2 separate regions of the Homo sapiens genome follow, and region 1 is linked to region 2. The links are chromatin loops, found by intact Hi-C in ENCODE. Cell type or tissue: GM12878. All regions are shown on one strand. Links, peaks and the distances in the headings refer to the core of each region. The heading gives the core; the rest is flanking DNA. Region 1 has its middle 130 kb from the start of UST. Region 2 has its middle 69 kb from the start of UST.

Region 1 (8,468 bases), core at 129-8,128, 58 kb before region 2:
TGTGAAAAGTGTTGCTTTTTAGAAACCATCTTGTCTATAAAGTAGTTTCTAAGGGAAAAACACATCTTTGAATTACAGTTGAAGTGCTGGCATTCTGCTTTAGGAACTTTATGCTAATGGTTTCATTAAATAATTATCCATAATAATAGATTCATTTCATGTTTGATTAATTATTAAAGAAATGAAGTAACATCCAGTTACAGAACCCACTAATAACCTTTATAAATATTGCAAGTTGCAAACTTTCTGGGAGAAGTGGCCATTTAAAATTTTTCTTTCTTTTTTTCCTTCATATGGCTTTCACAATACAAATGATAGTACCGAAGAAATATTGACAGTATGACCAACAACTTGGCTTTACTTCCAAGGATCATAACTGATCATCAGAGGTTATGCAATGAATGGCACTTGAGAGAGGGAAAATCCAAAGGAGGAAATCTGAGTTCTTCGGCCAGATGTTCCATTTGTTCCCATCAGGCCCCTTTCTCCATCCCCCTCCCCTGACTGTGATCAGGGGTTCATTGCAGGCAGCTGCATTATCCTTCAATACACGAGCAAGTGAATATCCTTCAAACCTCAGAGTGATGAATATCTTGTCCAGTTACAAAGGGGTTTGTCCCTTGCTTTAAAGTGAGAATCCAAACTTTGAAGTTTATTACAAACTTTATTGGAAAAACTGAGTAACAACATACTGTTCAATGTCACAGTTTTTTTAAAAAAGAATATAGGCGTCTTGAAAAAGAGGCAATGATAAACACATTTAACCTGTTGGTGCCTACTGAGCTGTAAGTCAAGCCATGAAATCTCAGGACCCTGGGAGCCTGTGAAGGATGTCTGGAATCACATTCTGGCTACATCACAAATTAAGTATTGACTTAAGGTGATTATTTAATATCTCTAAGCCTCAGTTCCTTATCTGCCAAAAAAAAAAGGAGAGCGATATATCATTTCTCAGGGTTATCATGGAAATTAAAATAGATATTTTGTTTAAAAAAATGTTTACTGCAATGACTAGCACACAGGAAGCCTAATAATAATTTGTTGGTAGACACACTGCAAACTGTTGACCACAGATATGACCACGCATTCCTGTTCATCTGAACCACATTCAGTAACCTATGTTATGTAATCCAAACAGCGAGATGCGCTGTTTATATAAACAGCTGACTTCTTCTCTCTCCTGGAGGCCACCCCATGGCAATCATATCACAATCTTCCCTGGGGCTGGGCCAGTGACCCAGGAAGGGGATGATTTGATTCACCTGCTGGAAAGGAGGCAAGTTTTGTCCTTTTTGTTTTCAGTTTTTCTCTGTCTTTTGCCACTTTGCAGTTCATTTCCTTTCATCCTGGCTTATCTCCTTTATCTATCTTTCCTCTTTCGGTCTAATCCATTCATTACCCTCTAATTTCCTAATTATGGCTTGTAAGCATAAGAATAGTACTAAGGACACCCCTGTTTTAGAGGAAAAAACTATCAATGTAACAAAACCCTGTGCCATCATCATAAATTCTTCAAAAGGGCCAAGCTAATCTCTCTGGATTATTGCCAAAGTCTCCATCTCTTGTCCCCCTTCCCCTAATCTCTCTCTTTTTTTCCTAATTAATAAACTTTTCTCTTCAAATATCAATATGCAAGGTAAAATAAAACATTTAAAACCTAATTCATTAAAGCATTATTGGGTTTATTCTCTGTTTTATCTATTTATTCTGAAGCTTTCATCCTTTGATTCAGTAAAACCACAGTGGGAACTAAAGGGTCAAGGGAACATCACTATGCTGCAGGCATTGACCCGAGCCAGCTCAAGGAACTCAGTCTTGTTGGAAAGGCGGTGACAATGCAGAATGACATGTTCTTTAGTTCTTTAGTAGAAATTAGCGCTGGCAAGTAGCGAAGGTCTAGTGGATGCCAGGTGTGGTGGGTTATTACTTTCTCTTTTAAGAAAAGTATTTTCAAAGTCTCCTTTGAGATAGGTTTGTGGATTAGAAACCATATGTGAAATATGAGCTGCATTACAGAAATGGTAGATAGTTTAGCAGCTGGCTGGCTAACTAGACCCAAAGGATATTAATGAATAGTCAGGTTAACCTAAATGGATTCCTAGTGGTGGACCACAGGACTCTGAGGCCTTGTCTTATGCATCTTTTGTATCAGTGGTTTAAATAAAGCCAGAAAAGACATACTCATAAATGTATACAGAAGTTACACACCTGCCAGAAACGGCTAATTCAAAAGGTGATGGAATCAGGACTTAAAGTGATCTCAGGATGTTGAGACATTGCATCAAAATAAATCAGATCCAATTTAAAAGGAAGGAGGGCCCCATTTATGATTGCACTGTTGTGAATATTATTATTTGTGCGATGTATATGAATTTCTTTTCCTGCAGCCAAGGGATCCCAAACTAAGGCAACTGATAAAATGTAATAACATTTGTGCTAGTTAATGTGGGTTTCTTTTCTTGCAACCAAGGGATTCCAAATTTAAGACAACTGATAACATCAACTGCTCAGGGGCCTAATCTCAGGGGAACTGCAGAGCTACGAGGGAGGGGCTTGGGGGAGCAGGTTTGGACTCTAGGTCCTGGTCTGTTCTCATCACAGCTTAGGCAAGGGCAGTGTGCTAATTAATTTTGTTTTAAGTAAAAAAGTGACATAAATAAAATTCAAAACCAGAAAAGAACATATGTTGACTATCATACTTACAAATTCCAGAGAAAAACCCACTTCTGTCATAGCTGGAGCCAAGTGCTCAGTGCAGGCAGGAATCTGCCTCTCTCAATCTCTTGACTTTCATTTCCTGCATTAGTCTTTCTTAGATAGGTTCTTACCAAATGGTAGCAAGCATAGCCCTCACCTGCGATGTACATTCTATTAACTTAGCAGAACCAGAGCCCCATCAGAATAAAAATCCCTTTCTTATTAGTTCCAGCAGAGTCCTAGAGTGGGGTCTCATTCACCTGGCTTGGCTCACATCCCTGAACCAATTGGGGTGAGTGGCCTCACACAGGCCATGTGCCCACTCCTGGTTTGGAGGGTGTAGCGGAAGCAGATGGGATTATATCTATCTAAGCCCCATAAGGTAGGTTTCCACATGAATGAGGAATCCTATGAATAGAAAGGGAGAAAAATGGATACTAGACCGGCAAGTATAACAGGTGTCCACCATGGAGGGAATATTCCCATTTTCATGATACTAATGTGAGAAATGGTTAGAAGAGCTATAAAAGATGTCCACCATGGAGGGAATGTTCCTATTTTCATGAAACTAATTAAGAAGACTGGGTGAAAAATGGTGAGAAGAGCTACAGATGAGAAAATGAAGAGGCAGCGTGAGAGCAGCTTTGTGGCATGTGAGATCACATGCCTCATCTATGGTGAGGGTTAGCTGCAGAATGGGATGAGGCTTGAGGAGGAAATAAAAACAAGGAGCTCAAGACAGTGTTCACAAGAAGGACCCACCCCTATCATGTGGTGCTCAGAACATGCTTTGGAATTGGACAAAGTGGCTCAAAGGGTCAGTGGTGGATTACAGAGGAACAGTGGATAAGTCATGGATGAAAAGGAGAAATAAAAGGCAGAAGAATCAAAGTATAATTACACATGCTGGTTTGCTCAATAAATCCAAACATATTCAAGTACTGCCTGTAAGAGTGAAGAGTTCTTTGTATGGAAGAGGGCACTGACTTTTGGTTTTTTTATATTCAGAGGACAGAAATGAGCACTGGGTAGAAGATTCCAGAAGGCCAACTTTAGTTCAGTATATAAAAAAACTTTAAAATAACTCAAATTGTCCAACAACGGCTCAAGCATTGAGCAAGCTCTCCCCAAAGAGCAGAATGGAACAGGAATTCTCATTGATGAAGAACCTCTCCCTGGGTGAGAAGCTGAGTGAGACAGCCACCAAGATATCTATTTTATCTTTAAAGTCCTCAAGGTCCTCTCGTTCTTTAATGTTTACATGATATGCCAGTCATCCGATGCTCTACCTGGACAGCCTCATTGGAATCTGGCTACTTCAACCTTCTTGTTGCTGGAAAGGCCTAGGTAGCTTCTGTGCAGTTGTTTTGTGTTTCTTGACTGAAGTTTAAGCACGAAGAAGTCTCAGATATGCACCCTGTGGCCTGATCTGGAGGTTTCTATTTACAAACACTTCGATCGCATTATGACTGGGTGAAGCTGATTAAGAGGAAGGGAGAACAAGTTTATGTTCTGCAATGAGCAAATCTGGCGAGCCTGCAAAATTTTGTAATGAATGTTTCTTTAAACCACTTTATGGTCTCTGAATGATGATAATGATGATGATAATGATTATAATGTCAATTTATTCCATGCTTACTCCTACCAATAGCTAACATTTATTGCTATTACTAAAATAGCTGACAGCAAGTACCAGAAACAATTCTAAGTACTTTACATGTATTTTCTCATTTAATACTCACAAGATCCCTATGAGGCAGGTACTGTAATTACTGTCATCTCATCTATATTAGAGATGAGCAGATGAAGGCACAGAGTCTAATAACTTGCCCAGGGTCATAGAGTTGTAAGTAGCAATACTGGGATGTGCCACAAATGTTTTCATAAATGTTATCTTCTTTAGATTATACAACAGCCCTATGAAGAAGGTATAAATAGTTCCATTTTGTAAATGATGAAAATGGATACCAATAAATTTCTTGCCCAAGGTCCCATCACTCAGCTGGCAAGTAGTGAATCAGAATTCGAGTCAATCTGCCTGTAAAACTTGTGTTTGACTGCCTCCCATATCCCCAAATTCAGAACATTAAATGCACCTTCTAAAGTGGTTCTGGCCTCTGGTGTGAACTCTTTCTTCTTTGGGGAAGATTCTGCCACACTGTCCTCTCTGGAGCATAGCTGGTGGCATCAAGTGCCCATGGAGCTCTTCCTGGGTTCCAGAGAGTGGCAAGGAAATCCTCAGACTTTCTCTCCTGCTCTGTCTCAAGACTGAACTTCCTTGGGAGATACCACAGTTCTCTGACCCCTGGTCTCTGGGTTTTCAGGTAGTCTCCCAAGAGTGGTGTTTCTTCACTTTTCTACTGCCAAGGACCATTAGAAGGAGCCAAGGGTCATTGCCCAGGTGACATGTCCCGTTTTCCTAGAACACACATTTATGTAGCAGTTGATAAGAATTTAGAGAAAGGAGTGAAAGGCCAGCAACCATGACTTATCTTGCTAGAGTGTCTTATGCCTTATGGCAAATCTGCTACATTTTCCATCCTCTTCAGGAGAAAATGAAGCAACTGGCTACCCAGGGGCCTCCAAATCTTTATAATTAATCTTTTGGTGGCCCTGAGTAGTGAGCCATGTTCTATCGATCAAGAATCAAGAAACAAAATAAACTCCATAAATTCTCATGAATGATGTATATGACATCAGGAGAAATATATTTATACATATAGGATCTCGATTAAAGTATGTGTTGAGAATCTGTCTGCCTGTTTCTTTCTTTCCTCTTTCTTTCTTTCTTTCTCTCTTTCTTTCTCTTTCTCTCTTTCTTTCTTTCCTCCCTTCTTTCTTTCTTTTGAGACAGAATTTTGCTCTTGTTGCCTAGGCTGCAGTGCAATGGCACAATCTCAGCTCATTGTAACCTTCACCTCCCACGTTTAAGCAATTCTCCTGCCTCAGCCTCCCAAGCAGCTGGGATTACAGGCGTGTGCCACCATGCCCAGCTAATTTTGTATTTTTAGTAGAAACAGGGTTTCACCATGTTGGTCAGGTTGGTCTACAACTCCTGACCTCAAGTGATCCACTTGTCTCGGCCTCCTACACTGCTAGGATTACAGGTGTGAGCCACCGTGCCTGACCTCTTTATTATTTCTTACTCCATGTTTTAGTCTACACTTCATAAAGGTTATTGAGCTGAATGCAGTGACTTTTCCCAGTGACCATCCTGGAAACAGTTCTAAAATGCTGATCATGACCTGGGTTCTGGGTGGGAAGATCATCCCTGAAATGTGCCAGGGAAAGAAGGTCCCGAGTCCCATCAGCCTAGGAAATGGCCCTGTCAGTGTGAAGAGGGCCAAGGTCATGACTAGGAAGGCAAACAAGCTAGGAGGGTAAGAATAGAACAGAAATAATTAGAAATGAGCTCAACAATAAGATCCCTAATAGATTTGCCAAAAACATGTAACATCAGCTGCATTTTGTATTTGCATTTGTTTCCATACTATAATTTTCATCAAGGTAGGAAGAAAAGAAACCTTATGAGCTCTTTGTAATAGCTGTTCTCCTGTACCACCTCTACTCAGATGATAACATTTCTGCCCAGGCTCACTTCTCCTGGCAAACAAATTTCTCAAAATAAAACTCAGTTCAAAATTTCAAGATGATGGCACAAACAAATGTATAAGAATTTAGAGACTCACATATCATCTTAGCTCGTTATTGTTGTTGTACAAAGTCGAATGAACTGTGTATGTTGTTGTTATCAACTTAATTCATCTTGGCTGCTGCTTTCACGGGGCTGTCCAGGTCTCCGAGGCATTACCCATTATATTACTTCTGAGGTCTGGCCAAGGAATTCAGAGAGCACAGAATGCTCATTATTTGGTCCCTGGTGTCTGAAAAAGTGTTCTTCAGAATCATGAAGGAAGAGAGCTCAAAGACCTGCCTGGTTGTCATTTATCTAGAATTAGTAACCAACAGGAAGAGTCTCATAGACCCGGCGATGTTATAGAGAAGTTTGCCAGATTAGCTGAGAGATGAACAATACGTCATTAGCTTAATCTCACTCTGAATAACTTGACTTTTTGGTTAGAATCCTTTGACACTTGTTTTTTTTCAATATTTAACTCAAAGGGCCTAAAGCATTCTTTTCTGCTTACAGGAGATGTGTTGTTGGTATTTTTGGTGGCATAGCATAATGGGAAGAAATCGGCCGGGAGCGGTGGCTCACGCCTGTAATCCCAGCACTTTGGGAGGCTGAGGTGGGTGGATCACGAGGTCAGGAGATCGAGACCATCTTGGCTATCACGGTGAAACCCTCTCTCTACTAAAAATACAAAAAATTAGCCGGGCGCGGTGGCGGGCGCCTGTAGTCCCAGCTACTCGGGAGGCTGAGGCAGGAGAATGGTGTGAACCCAGGAGGCGGAGCTTGCAGTGAGCCGAGATAGCGCCACCGCAGTCCGGCCTGGGAGAAAGAGCGAGACTCCGTCTCAAAAAAAAAAAAAAAAAAAAAAAAAAAAAAAGAAAGAAAAGAAATCAGCTAATTCATGACTCAAAAACATAGAAGCTGTTTGAGGAACATGAATCTGAAATTTCTCATGAAGCTTCTTTCTTGCCTGTGTTCTCTTCCGTGGAGATATCGGCTCTACTGTATACAAGCAATCTTATTCCCTTCATGTCACCCCGTCCAAACTTAATTCACATGCCTCATCTGTGGTGAGGGGGTTAGCTGCAGAGTGGGATGAGGCTTGAGGAGGAAATAAAAACAAGGAGCTCAAGACAGTGTTCACAAGAAGGACCCACCCCTATCATGTGGTGCTCAGGACATGCTTTGGAACTGGACAAAGTGGCTCAAAGGGTCAGTGGTGGATTACAGAGGAACAGTGGATGAGTCATGGATGAAAAGGAGAAATAAAAGGCAGAAGAGTCAAAATGTAATTACACATGCAGATTTGCTCAATAAATCCAAACATATTCAAGTACTGTCTGTATGCTTGCTGCCATGCTCAAAGGTCTGTCGTAACATTGCCCTAGGGAATTTAAATGACATGTAGACTTCCAAGTAGCTCCAGATAATTCTGATTCTGCAGGTCAGGGGAGAAGTCCAGCATTTTCTATAATACCCATATGACTCTGATGTAGACAGTCAGTGAGGCATCCTTCACAGTGCTATTTTAGGCACCATTAGGGGTTTGTGTTACCCATACTAGGTTTAGGGTAGAAAAAAATGATTTGATCATCCTATTTGTGTGTGTGTGACTTGGTAATAAAGCTTACTATTTGATACATGATTATCTTATAGTGCCTTTTTTTTGTAATCATGGCAAAATATTCTCAGATAACTTAGTTTCAAAAACCATGGAAAATAAGTACTTTTACATAAATTAACTAATTTGGAAATGCATATGAGAAAGATTGTGTAACACAAGGAATTAGAGAAGCCAGAATGTGGTGGTGATGGGGAATATTTGGGGAAGCGTGAGCTTGATGAGTATCAGGCCATGCCTGCACACAGAAGGGTGCCAGGGGCAGGTGGAGGGGTCAGTAACTGCTTAGGAGTGAATATGCTCTGATTTATTCTGAGGTAAAGCAGAAACCCCAAATCTCTTTTTTTTTTTTGAGAGAGAGAGTCTCACTCTGTTGCTCAGGCTGGAGTACAGTGGCGTGATCTTGGCCCACTGCAACTTCCACCTCCCCTGCTCAAATGATTCTCCTGCCTCAGCCTCCTGAGTAGCTGGGACTATAGGTGCATGCCACCACACCAGGCTAATTTTTTTGTATTT
Region 2 (8,468 bases), core at 217-8,216:
AAAGCTTCTACTTCATGATCCAAGGTGGTCTCTGAGAGGAGTGGAGATGATTACTCAATTCTCATGCAGGAAAAATAGAGAAGCTAATATGGATGCAGGTGAGGTTGTAATTTGGTGATGGGAATATGAGGAAGTTCAAGTCTGATGTCTTTCTTTTTGGAAGAGTATGAGTCAAGGTAGTTGGCTGAGATTTGAGGAAGGAAACCTGAGGAGAGAGATGTTATGAAATGCTCATCTCAGAGAGTGGAGGGGCGGCTTCCTGGAGAACCACAGATGACTGCTGGGCATCATTGACAGACATTTTGGGATTTGTGGTCATTAATTTAAAAAAGGAAACCAAGTAATCCACATGTGCAAACAGCAGAAACCCATTTTAGCTATCTTAAGAACAAAATGGAATTTAGTGGAAGGATTAGATAGTAAAAAGAGGTTGGTCCAGACACCACTACTTTCACATAACAAATGAATGCCAAGAGTACTCACTGGCCTTGCTAGAGTCACAAAACATTAAGACTTCAGGAGAGAGTATCTGCTTGGCAGAGCATGGCCCTTATGGGAGGGAAAAGAAAGGCTCTGGCAAGAAAGCAGTTCATCTTTCTGAGCAAGGCACAATGGGAGATTCTCTTAAAGGCAAAATTTTAGTGCTGCTGGTTGGTGACAGATGTGGGGACTAGGGATACAGAAAGCAAATCCTAGCAATTCCCCACAACAAGCTCCCAGCAGTCTATCGTCTATAGTCAGGCATATCCATAGCTCACTTTCCCTAACTTAGCAAGTCAAAGAAGAAAAGCAAGGACACCAAACACAGGAACAAATGATCAATAACACAATTTTTCTGTTTAGGGACATTTTCATAAGTGCTTACAGAGAGCTTTATGGAGGAATCCAACAATATATGTCAAAAGCCATTTAAAAGTACATACCATTTGACCTAGCTGTCTAAAAATGGAGAAAAGGAGCAAAGTGTTTTTATGTTCTTTCAATTTGGTTTAGGGGTGGTCATATTTATGTTTAAGTCTTCAGGGATTAAAGAAAAGTCACAAATGAAGATATTTTTGTTATGCCCCACAGTAAGAAAATCACCTTTAGCACTGAGCTGTGGTAATAGGCCAACTATGCTTTGTGTTAATTCATTTTTATTTTTAAACAAGGCAGAATTTGCTTTAGGAGGTACTTTCCTTTTAGCAGGTCTGTTCATCGAGATCACACTGTGTGATCTATACCTTACCATTTTATCCACCTTATAAATGGCAAATGGTGAGGATGATGAGAATGTGGATACACTGAGCAGAGTATACCAGAAAAAAAAAATCCACTGACTAATAGTTGGTGACAAACATGATTAGAATATACGACATGGTTTCCTGTTAATTCTACCATTTCAGCATCTGCTATGTGTCCTTACTGGAGCTGGTCCAGGGAAGGTGGAAGACACAAAGACAAAATAGATACAGTTTCTAGTCTAATGATTTCATAATTTAGTGGAAAGAACCTGTTCTTTTTCAGAGGACCTCAGCTGTTGGGCTCCTCTTTCCTTTGGCTTTGCCTATGCACGTGATGTCTAGAACTTCAGCAGCCATGTTGTGATAGTGAGGCTGCAGTTATGAGAACAAAAAGTCCTGTAAGAATGAATAAGCAGAAATATAGAAAGAGTCTGGCTCCCTGATGACATTATTCAGCTGCTTGCATCAACACTGAGGCCACTGACCCTTTATGAAAACAACAAATGTCATTATGATTAAGAATAGGTCTTCATTTTCTTACAGCTCAAAGTGTTCCTCAAGGTTACACATGAAATACTGGAAGGCTAGAAATTTTTAAATCTGAGGATCTAGTTTAAAATTTTACATTAGGTTTAACTTTTCCCAATAGTAACTTGCAAACGTTTTAAATCATTTCCTTCAACTCCCGTGACACCATTTTTGTTGCAGAAAGCCTTTTTCTCACGTGGGTACATTATATCCGAAAAGATACTGAGGGTGGTGCTTTTCCTATGATAAGTTCAGTATTCCCACTGATCTGCAGGGATACATCCAAGCGGATGCTTGAAACAAACGATAGTACCTGTATTAGTTAGGGCTGTCTAAAGGGATAGAACTAATAGGATCGATGTGTATATATATAAAGGGAAGTTTATTAAGGAGTATTGAGTCACACCATCACAAGGTGAGGTCCCACAATAGGCCGTCTGCAAGCTGAGGAGCAAGGAAGCCAGTCCAAGTCCCAAAGCTGAAGAACTTGGAGTCTGATGTTCGAGGGCAGGAAGTATCCAGCATAGGAGAAAGATGTAGGCCAGATGACTAAACCAGTCTAGTCTCTCCACGTTCTTCTGCCTGCTTTTATTCTGGCTGCACTGGCAGCTGATGAGATGGTGCCCACCCAGGTTGGGGGTGGGTCTGCCTTTCTCAGTCCACTGACTCAAATAGTAATCTCCTTTGGCAACACCCTCACAGACACACCCAGGAATAATACTTTGCATCTTTCAATCCAATCAAGTTGACACTCAATATTAACCATCACAGTACGAAATCCTGTTTACACCGTTTTTTCCTATACATACCTAATGTAAAGTTTAATTAATAAATTAAGCAAGCAAAATATTAACAATAATAACTAATAATAAAATAGAACAATATACCATAATAAAAGTTATGTGAATGTGGGCCGGGCATGGTGGCTCATGCCTGTAATCCCAGCACTTTGGGAGGCTGAGGCAGGTGGATCACCTGAGGTCAGGAGTTTGAGACCAGCCTGGCCAACATGGTGAAATCCTGCCTCTACTAAAAATAAAAAAAATTAGCCGGGCATGGTGGTGGGCACCTGTAATCCCAGTCACTCGGGAAGCTGAGGCAGGAGAATCTCTTGAACCCAAGAGGCAGAGGTTGCAGTGACCTGAGATGGTGCCACTGCACTCCAGCCTGGGTGACAAAGAGAGACTCCATCTCAAATAAATAAAATAAAATAAAACAAAATAAAATAAAATAAAGTTATGTGACTATGGTCTCTCTTTCTCTCTCAAAATATCTTACTGCACTGTAATCATCAATCTCCAGACCACAGGTGACCATGGATAATTGAAACAAAAACTACAAATAAGGGGAGGAAATATCAGTAAGGGTAAAACGAATCTAGCCAGAAGGCAAAGTTGGAGATTTTTCTCTCTGCTATTAGGTAGATAGATATATTTTCAGCACTATCCTCAGAATAAATTAATTAAAAGACTATGCTAAATGTTTTCAAGTCTGGTTCTGAAATAACTCCTTCAATTAGAGGTTATTTTTAGCTTCCTTTTTCTAAACTTAAATGAAGAACTTTTACATTTTTCTGGCGTTTCAGACTATTCTGTTTCTGTAGCTGCCATTTAAAGGTAGATCAGAAGAGAGGTAGACGGAGACTGAAATTCCTAATTTCACTTCCTCTTTTTGGTTTTCAAATTAATGAGTTGTGTACGACTGGGTGCGTGGGAAAGCATGCACAGGCCAGTGTCTTCCTTGGTTGTGTGATATCTCACACTTGCCCATGTCATGCGGCAGCATAATTTTCCATTAATGATCTGATTTGGCCCATGTGAACTTCACCTCCTACCCACATTCATAGCAGCTTTTGCTTGGGAAGGCTTTGCATTTTCTTCATGACTGGAGGTCACAATACTAAAAAATCCGTAGGAAAATAAAGTAATGGGCCTGCTAATATGTTTAATGGCTTTAATAGCATTGAAAACTAATATGCTTAATGCTCATTTCATTCATAGTTGCCCTTGGCATGATGGATGGCAAGATTGTGCATTTATGCAGAGGCAAAAAATGGCCCAAATGTCACTGTGAGTGTGATGCAGGAGAGTGAGAGAGAAATGTTACGGCAGCATTATGAAATCTCAACTCCAATCCATCTTCACAGGAAATAATTACATTAGGTGAGAAAAGGGGCAGCCAACCATGAGGCTGGTGCTAGCTTAAAGGAATTTGGTTCATTTGTTGAAAAGCAGAAATTCTGAAAGCCTGTGCTGAGTGAATTATCTTGAGAGCAAGACCCATAATAGCATAGAAAGAGGAAGTTCTGAGACATGACAAATTCTGAATTGGGGAGATCACCTTTTCTTTCACAGCTTTCTTCCTAGTTCTATGGTTACATTATGGGCTGTGTTCTAGAGCTTTCCAGCCTTGCCCTCTTTGGTCTATATCGCATTCCTTAGGGCACTATTCGTCGTAGGTAAGTGGATTAATTAATTCGGGTCACTACATCAGTATGTCGTGAACTGGTCCTACACAAAGATGTTTTAGATGAGGCTCTCTGGAGAAAAACCTCAAGGGTCATCAGCAATTGGGAATCTCAGTAATACTGTGGCCCTGGCAGGGCTCTCAAGCATTTGCCCATGCCATCTGGACATGGGGCTGGTGCTGGAGAGACAGCACTAGCATTCTGAACTGTGAAGATAAAATTTGCTGGGACGATGAACCTCTTTAGTAGATTCCACTGCCTCAGCTTTCCAAGGGCCATAGGAGAGGACAGTATTAGTCTTTCCTCTTCCCTCAGGGGCCCAAACACCATCAGGGGCCTAGACAGGAGAGGGGGCTACAAAAGAGGAAGTCCTCAGAATTAGAAGCAAGCTGTGGGTACCGTGAAACCCTTTCCTCACTGATAGTGAACATCCATGTGGACACGCAATGGCCAATGACTGGGTCTAGAGACATTGACTTGCTCACCAAGTGACAGCATCTAAAGTGGCTATGACTCCTCATCATGGTCTTACTCGGTGATATGGTTTGGCTGTGTCCCCACCCAAATCTCATCTTGAATTGTAGCTCCCATAATTCCCACATGTCGTGGGAGAGACGTGGTGGGATGTAATTGAATCATGGGGGCAGGTCTTTCCAGTGCTGTTCTCATGATAGTGCATAAGTCTCATGAGATCTGATGGTGTTATAAAGGGGAGTTCCTTTGCACATGTTCTCTTGCCTGCCACCATGTAAGACATGCCTTTGTTTCTACTTTGCCTTCTGCCATGATTGTGAGGCCTCCCCAGCCATGTGGAACTGTGAGTCCATTAAACCTCTCTCCTTTATAAATTACCCAATGTCAGGTATGCCTTTATTAGCAGCATGATAATGGACTAATACACTCAGCCTTACAAGGTCCTGCCTTTCCCATCAACTCATACAGGGGCTTGTGATGCTTACTGCAGAGGAGAACTTTTAAACAATATCTCTTTAGGATAAGTAACAGTAATGTGACCACTGGGGTTTTTGAAAGATTCCATTCTAAGCCAAGGCTTATAGGGCATAATGCTTTACTATTCTAAATTTTCACCACAATTTTAGTGTAGCCGTAGCATCTAAGCATTTGTGTTTACTAACAGCTGCTCACCCCCAGGTCTTAAACAAAGCATTCTGTATGAGTTCAAGTTTTTGAGGATCCTTAGGACTTTACTTGGTGACAGGCAATTCAGTAATTTTAAAGGTTAAGGGGATGGGCATGGTGGCTCATGCCTGTAATCCCACCACTTTGGGAGGCTGAGGCAGCAGATTGCTTGAGGTCAGGAGTTGGAGACCAGCTTGGCTAACATGGTGAAACCCCATCTGTACTAAAAAGACAAAAAAATAGCGGGGCATAGTGGTGCACGCCTGTAGTCCTAGCTACTCAGGAGGCTGAGGCAGGAGAATCGCTTGAACTCGGGAGGCAGAGGTTACAGTGAGCCAACATAGCACGACTGCCTGGGTGACAGAGCGAGACCCAGTCTCAAAAAAAAAAAAAAAAAAGTTAAGGAATAAAGAAAATGACAGTTAGTGAGTCTTCTTAATTGTTCTGGATATTCTGAAGACAGCCTAGCTACCAAAGCGTCCTGAAGCCCAGTTATTTTATTGATTGCCCCACCTCACCTAAATAATTGATTTTATAATTTACATTTGATTCCATCATATTTGAGCTTTTCCCCTGGAACAAATTTATAAGGTAAACTCTCCCAGATGAAAATAAAATTTCATTTACCAACTTTGACTTCTAAATGGTTTATTGATACCCTTCATTCATCTCTCAATTTAGAAGATCTATTTAAAAGGAAAGATAAATATAAATTACAGCATGGATAGTAATCTTTTCTTTCAGCAATTACTAAGTGGAATTTCATTTTGTTGACATCTAGGAAAGAAGTCATCCCTCAAATTGCAATTTAGTAATACTCCTCCCTTTCTTGAAATGAAGGAGCAGCTCAAATTTGGCTTAATGGTCCCTATTTTCTGGCCCCTATAGTTACTAATTCACATGTTTGAGGTTACAGTTGCATAGACCAAAAATTTAGAAAGGAATTCTCCATGATCAAAAATATGTAATTTAGTGGAAGGTTCAGAGCCACGTTAAGGGCAGCAGTTGTTTCTTTAGGTATCAAACACAAGCACCCTGTTTAGCAATGCCATAACAAAGCATAAGCAGTTAAAGTGGAAAGACGAATGGGTAAAACTTTACCAGTCAAACTACATTTTTAAAAGAATCTTTTAAAAAGGGGCTGAGTGTGGTAGCTCATGCCTGTAATCCCAGCACTTTGGAAGACTAAGGCGGTAGGATCACTTGAGGCCCAGAGTTTGAGACCAGACTGAGCAACATAGACCCCATTGTTACCAAAAAAAAAAATAAATAAATAAAAAATTAGTCAAGCGTGGCACATTATCTGTAGTCAGAAGTCTAAAGCTGGAGGATCACTTTGGCCCAGGAGTCCAAGGCTTCAGTAAGCTGTGATTGCACCATTACACTCCAGCCTGAACAACAGAACACGACCCTCTCTCAAAAAAAAAAAAAAAAAGTATGTGGAAGTACTATGTATCCAATATTTCATTCTCTCAACTGCCATTTGAAATAGGCATTGGTAATTCCATTTTACAGACGAGAAAACAAGACTCAGATTGTTTAAGTAACAATCTAAGTCTTTCCCAAGGACGCAGAATCGTGAGTGGTAGGTCTGGAACTGAAGTTCTAGCAAGCTCAAGCTCACTGTCTTCCCCCTACATGATGTGTCTGTGCATAGGACAACTATAGTAAAATCAACCAAGACAATTATCTCTTTGTCATGAATATATTATTAAATTAAGGGCAGAAAAGTTATCAGCAGCTTCTACTTGAAGAGAATCTGCTTTGCCTGATCTGTCCTTCATCTGTATTCTTCTATCTTCTCTCCTTTACCTTGCCATCACCATATAAGACATGTATCTGTGGCTTAGAATCAAGTTCTTGCAGGAAGACAATATCCTTGGCCACAGAATTTACACCAAAATATTAACAGTGGTTGTGTCTGAAATAGGGTAAATTTATTCCTTCTTGCTATATTTGTATATTTCATAATAAAAGTACACTTGTAAAAATAAGGTCTTAAATGTACATTTCTAAATTTATCTTCTTAAAAAATTTTAAAATTGACAAATAAAAATTGTATACATTATGGGGTATGACATGATGTTTTGATATATGTGTACATTGTAGAATGGCTAAATCAAGCTATTGAACATATCCATTTCCTCACATATTTATCATTTTTTTGGTGGTGAAGGCGTTCACTTTTCAAGTATGCAATGCATTATTAGCTACAGTCACCATGTTGCACAACAGATCTCTTGAACTTATTCCTCCTGTCTAACTGAAATTTTATACCCTTTTACCAACATCTCTTTGATTCCCCCCTAATGTTTTAAGTTAAAACTATGACTTTAACATGGAAAAAATAAAGAATTAAATGAACTATTGCCATCTAACAATATTTTGGTGAAATCCACCAGCTATAAAAGCCCAACTTATAAACATCCCAAAATGCCAACAATCAGAATGAATTTAGCTGTCATCACTTACTTGCTTTAATTTTCTTCACAGTTTTTTAATGTACTTCCATGTGTCTTATGGGGACATGTGACCGATATTAGGTCACTTGTCCTCATGCCTCATTCTCTAGGAATCAAGGACTTGTCTTGCTTTAATTTTGCTGGCTTTAGCCTTGCTACTCTTCCCAGTCCTTCATCCGCCGCCAAGGTTTCCCCAGGACAGCGATGGTTTGACTTTGTTTATTCCTGCTGTTACGCATCAGGCCAGAATATGCTCAGGAGCTACAGAATTGTTTATTTAAACACACACACGTGCGTGCACACACACGTGCATACACACACATGCACACACAGGCTCACGTGCACACAAGCACACACGTGGACACACACACACACAGGCACATGTGAACGTACACACGTGTGTGCAAGCACACATGCGTGCATGGACACACACCACGCACACACACACTCGCACACACACACATTTTTTCTCTTATTAGAAAAGTAACATTTTGGAAATCTCAGGGAAAAAAATTGATAAACCAAAAGATAAAAACAATGCCACATTGAATTTCACACAGAGCTGTCTTTGTGGATATCCTTTCATTATTTTGCCTATTCGTGTGTGTGTTCCCGTGTGCACGTGTACATGTGCACATGTGATCATAA

What was found. Peaks named below come from ENCODE experiments on the same cell type or tissue, not always from the same donor. Only the 100,000 strongest peaks of a DNase experiment are listed, where the experiment ranks them.
Region 1: it touches region 2 in a loop (2.9-fold over the local background); 3 of 110 quality-filtered maps call a loop at or near these places.

What each region holds. Positions count from the first base shown.
Region 1 is chr6:148,616,621-148,625,088 of GRCh38, forward strand. No RefSeq gene overlaps it. Among named protein-coding and RNA genes, the nearest start is that of UST, 130 kb to the right of the region's middle. In GM12878, for the core only: no CTCF peak of the experiment used is centred there; a DNase peak (open chromatin) is centred at 4,151.
Region 2 is chr6:148,674,278-148,682,745 of GRCh38, forward strand. No RefSeq gene overlaps it. Among named protein-coding and RNA genes, the nearest start is that of UST, 69 kb to the right of the region's middle. In GM12878, for the core only: no CTCF peak of the experiment used is centred there; DNase peaks (open chromatin) are centred at 3,394 and 3,954; H3K27ac peaks cover 2,053 bases.